Regions from separate parts of the Homo sapiens genome. Here region 2 is linked to region 1. A link is an interaction called in ENCODE POLR2A ChIA-PET data of the cell type or tissue named here. Cell type or tissue: OCI-LY7. All regions are shown on one strand.

Evidence for each region. ChIA-PET counts read pairs that join two places held together with the same protein. Peaks named below come from ENCODE experiments on the same cell type or tissue, not always from the same donor. Only the 100,000 strongest peaks of a DNase experiment are listed, where the experiment ranks them.
Region 2: POLR2A ChIA-PET joins it to region 1 with 5 read pairs; 2 of 35 experiments call an interaction of 5 or more read pairs at or near these places.

Annotation. Positions count from the first base shown.
Region 1 is chr3:140,831,684-140,834,183 of GRCh38, forward strand. No RefSeq gene overlaps it. Among named protein-coding and RNA genes, the nearest start is that of SLC25A36, 110 kb to the right of the region's middle. In OCI-LY7, no CTCF peak of the experiment used is centred here; a DNase peak (open chromatin) is centred at 1,398; H3K4me3 peaks cover 1,006 bases; H3K27ac peaks cover 963 bases.
Region 2 is chr3:140,727,092-140,729,591 of GRCh38, forward strand. No RefSeq gene overlaps it. Among named protein-coding and RNA genes, the nearest start is that of TRIM42, 50 kb to the left of the region's middle. In OCI-LY7, no CTCF peak of the experiment used is centred here; a DNase peak (open chromatin) is centred at 1,310.

The DNA.
Region 1 (2,500 bases):
AGTAGGAACATTTTATAGTCACAATGTTACAAGTCCAATAATATCATTAAGCACATATAAAATCAAAACTAAATACACATTTGATGTCTCAGAAATGTAAGTAATCAGCTTCCTTTCCTAATCAGAGTGCTGCTGAGATCCAAGAAGCAGCAGATTCCCAAGCAACTGAAACAGATATTACAAGGTCTGAGCACTGATTATCATCCTAATTGTGGGAGAGTCCCTCATGTTATGCCCAAAGTATATTTGCTTTTACTTTGTATATAATTCCAGCAATCTTTGTTGTCTAAATTCTGAGACTTCACTAAATTCAAAGGACTACAACAAGCAAACACATTAATAGCTATAATAAAGGGTGACTAAAGAAAACCTACTCAAAAAAAAGAGAGAAATAAAAAACTATGTATGACCAAAAAAGTGATGCTTTAGAGCCTCTTCATATGAAAGTCAACACCCTCCGCTCCATAAATGGAATAACCATATTTTAGTACAATACAGTCATAATAATCCCTATTCTCCAACTCCAACCATCCACACACGGTTTGTTCTTTTTTTTTTTTTTTTTTTTTGAGATGGAATCTTACTCTGTCACCCAGGCTGAAGTGCAGTGGTGCAATCTCGACTCACTGCAACCTCCGCCTCCTAGATTCAAGCAATTCTCCCGCCTCAGCCTCCCGAGTAGCTGGGACTACAGTCACGTGCCACCACACCTGGCTAATTTTTTGTATTTTTAGTAGAGATGGGGTTTCACCATGTTAGCCAGGATGTTCTTGATCTCCTGACCTCATGATCCGCCCTCCTCAGCCTCCCAAAGTGATTGAGCCACCATGCCCGGCTGGTTCATTCTTTAAGCACCAAGAAAGCAAGAAGTATGTTAATATTTAGGATTTTCTTCTAAAGTGGTTCAAATGGAAAGGTCTGGTGCTTAAAGTTTTAACTCAGAGCTAGCTAAAATAATTCTTTAACTTTCTGCATAGCCAAAGTCAGGTGCGGTTTGTTTGTTTTTGTAATCTGTAATCTATTTTACTATTAAGTGGGGTAAGAACTCTTCTAAGGACTCTCAAACCTTCACTGTTTCACAACAGTAAAAACCCAATATGATAGATAACCTTAAAATCATCTTAGGGGCTTCTGGTATGTACATGGCTGCACATATCAGCTTATTTATCCATTTTCTCTATAAAAAACACATAAAAGGAGTAAGAAGAAATGAAAAAGAATCCAGAAACTGCATTTTCAGTGAAACAAGAAGAAAAATATAGTCTGCAGCCTCCAAAATATGCTTAAGAGTTGATTAAAAAAAAAAAAAAAGCAACTGAAATCAGACAGAAACCACATAGGAAGAAAAAGAAAGGAAGTAAGACTGAGTTGCAAGAGAACTTAGTGATGGCAGAGCTGAAAAGCCGGGTTGGGCAGGGAACTCCTGAAGGCAAGTGGCTCACCCTGAAGTGCATAAATGACATATCCTATTTGCAACAAAGTGCAGGAGCTGAAGGAAACAATTCACAGGTGAAGCCCCTGAAGTTCAGAAAAACAGAGGAGGAAGAGCAACACAAAGAATGATACAGATGGGCCGGGTGCGGTGGCTCACACCAGTAATCCCAACACTTTGGGAGACCGAGGCAGGCGGATCAAGAGGTCAGGAGATCCAGACCATCCTGGCTAACACGGTGAAACCCCATCTCTACTAAAAATACAAAAAATTAGCCGGGCGTGGTGGCTGGCGCCTGTAGTCCTAGCTACTCAGGAGGGTGAGGCAGGAGAACGGTGTGAACCCAGGAGGCGGAGGTTGCAGTGAGCCGAGATCATGCCACTGCACGCACTCCAACCTGGGCGACAGAGTGATACTCCGTCTCAAAAAAAAAAAAAAAAAAAAAAGAATGATACAGATGAACCGTATTTCCAGCAACTAGTGTTTTTCATAAACAGCAGAGGAACAGAATGCTTTGAGTTGAGATGCACTCCATCAGAGACCATATTTAAATAGCTGGAACTAAAAACTTTAAGTTAATAATAAGTGATTTTTTTAGTGAACTAACATAGCATATATACAAAGTAACTATTAGTTGAAAATTCAAAAAGAGTTACAAAATTTACCAAAATACGAACAACATTCATCCAAAAAAAAATGCTGCTGAAAGCAAAAAAAAAAAAAAATTACACATTAACATTTCACCATGAATTTTTAAATGCCAGAATTCAGGGAATTTGTAGCAAGAAAATAGGAGGAAATGAACTATGAGCCAGCAGAACTCTAGCAAAAAGTAGAAAACCATCAGAGAAATAAAGACAAAATTGGAAAGTATATAAGGTAGACTAAACATTGTAGAAAGACAGTAATATTGAGGACAGATAAAGAAATACAATCAAAAGGAACTGAAATAAAGATAGAATTAAAGTGAATTAGAGAGAAAATGACAGCTACAATAGCAAAGGAGATCAAACATACTTATAATTAGAGAAGAAAACAGAAACCATTTTTTTTTCTTTTTGTTTTGTT
Region 2 (2,500 bases), 100 kb before region 1:
GAAGTGGCCCAAAGCTGAGGAAGCAGGCTCTGCCCAGGTGAACTTGCAGAGAGAGGAAACCCACTGCCTGTGGACATAGGACATGACAAGGAGCATGCCTGCAGGTCCTCTAAGACAGAGTAACCATGCCCCCAGTAAATGTGGCCTCCTCCAACCAGGTGCTAATTAATCATTCACAGAGGAAAATAAAGCAGGGTGGACACCGTGTTTGAAATGTCCCCACTCAACTCCTCCCTAATAGACAAAGGCTAAAATATGAGGTGAGGGCCAGAAACTTTCCCCCATCCCCTCTGCACAGAAGTGACAGCCAAATCAGTAGGACCCACAATGCTGAGAACTGTGTTTCTGAAGGTGGCCTTCCTTGATGGAGACCAGAAAGCATCTGCCCCTGACTGAAGGTTTTGCCTGAAGATTTCAATTTGTCAGCATCCTCAAGTAGTGTCCCTCTCCTTGGGCTTCAATTCATGTCCCCAGAATTCATGGGGTCTTCCCCATGGAGAAGAAAGGATGCACATCCTCCTATGGGCTCCTGGCCCCAAGAATCACTGTTTTCCCCAGACAGATGTCCTTGCTTCTTTCCCTGAAGGGCGTGAGCCTGGGAGGGTGAAATCACCCTTTCCCAGTCTCTTTCTTCCACAAGCACAGAGCACCTTCCTAACTATTGCAGCAAGTACATGTCCTCATATAAGCCTTACTTTATGTCAAAATCAAACTGTACTAGCTCACTTTCCTTATCTGTTTGAGCTAAATAAAAGCTCCTCCCGGGTCTTAAATCCATGAATTTTATGTCAGAGCAGTTGGGGTGAAGTTAAAATGGATTCACCCATAGAGAATTACCTATAACTTTTTTATTAGCGTTATCTCTGCTACTTTCAATCCCAGGAGTCACTATCCTTTCATTGCAACCCCCAGTCTGCCACTGTGTCACCTTGGGCAAGTTACTTAACTCCTCTGAGGCCCTCTCTTCTCATATGAAAATGGAGCTGAAGTTAGCTGACTCACAATGTCATTACAAAGATCAAATGAGATAATGTCTGCAAAGCACCTAGCTCAGAATGTACTCAGGAAATGCTCAGCTAATGTTAATTCCCTTCGGGTTCCTCCGATGTTCCCTGCTCAAAAAGAAATCCCCCAAAGCCTCACCTGCTCCAGCCCCTTTGCTATAGGAATAAGGTTTCTCCCATCCAGCCCACGTCCTTCCTCAGCTGGCTCACACCAACTTATGAGAGCTGATTGTGCTCATCTCTGCCCAACTCTGCACTCAGCAACCTCATAGTGGAAGGATTTACACTACAGTAATCAGCAAATGCTACGAATCAAAGCTCCTATCCAGCAGAGCCAACTTACCAGCACACACCTGCTGGCAGGCTACACTTCACCATCCCCACCCATTCGGCCCACCCAGAGCCCACAGAGGCAGGAGGATGGACTCTGTAGGGGACTTTGGACCCAAAGCACAGCTTTCCTCTATAGTAAATAGTTTTTTCAACAAGTTCTTCAGGGCCACTCAAAGGCCCACTGACAGCCATCTGCCATTGATTTTTCCGAGAGGAAAACGCAGCATGTGCTCAGAGGCCACCCAACCTTCAGATGAATCCAATTGAAAAATAACTGCCAACTGGGAGCAGTGGCTCACGCCTGTAATCCCAGCACTTTGGGAGGCTGAGGCGGGCAGATCACGAGGTCAGGAGATCGAGACCATCCAGGCTAACACTGCGAAACCCCGTCTCGACTAAAAATACAAAAAATTAGCCGGCTGTGGTGGCGGACGCCTGTAGTCCCAGCTACTGGGAGGCTGAGGCAGGAGAATGGCATTAACCCAGGAGGTGGAGCTTGCAGTGAGCCGAGATCGCGCCACTGCGCTCCAGCCTAGGTGACAGAGCGAGACTCCGTCTCAACAAAAAAAAAAAAAAAAAAAAAAAAAAACCTGCCGAAAAGCTTTTGGCCAGGACAGGATAATAGGGACTGTTTTAAAATAAAACCACTGTGTTTTTTAAACGTACAAAGTTGACAGCTTTTCTCTCCACAAACTGAAAAAAAAATTTATAAGAAAAATTTTTAAAAATTAGATAACTCATATGTAAAGAAATGGTCAAAATAATTAAAGTCCACAGCTTTTTCACAATTATAATGCATACACTATATGGCCCATACCACTCACCAGGCCCCGTTTTAAGCACTTCAGGAATGTTAATTCATTTAATTCTCACAATAATCTTGTGAGGTATATGCTAGTATTCTTTCCATTTTATAGATGAAGAAACTGAGGCAAGGAGAGAAACCCTGTGAAGTCAGTATCCACAAACTTTGGCCAGGTGGCCCCCACTAGGCTTTCTCCATCGTTTGGAGCTGCTCATGCTTCACACCCTCCCCAGGTTGTTCTTCTCTCCAGCAGCCTCCACTGCAGGGACCACTCCTTCCTATGTTTTATCTGGCAAACTCCTGCTCATCTTTCATTTTACATTCTCATCAGCTGTGGAAGAAAGAGGTTTGCTTTTTC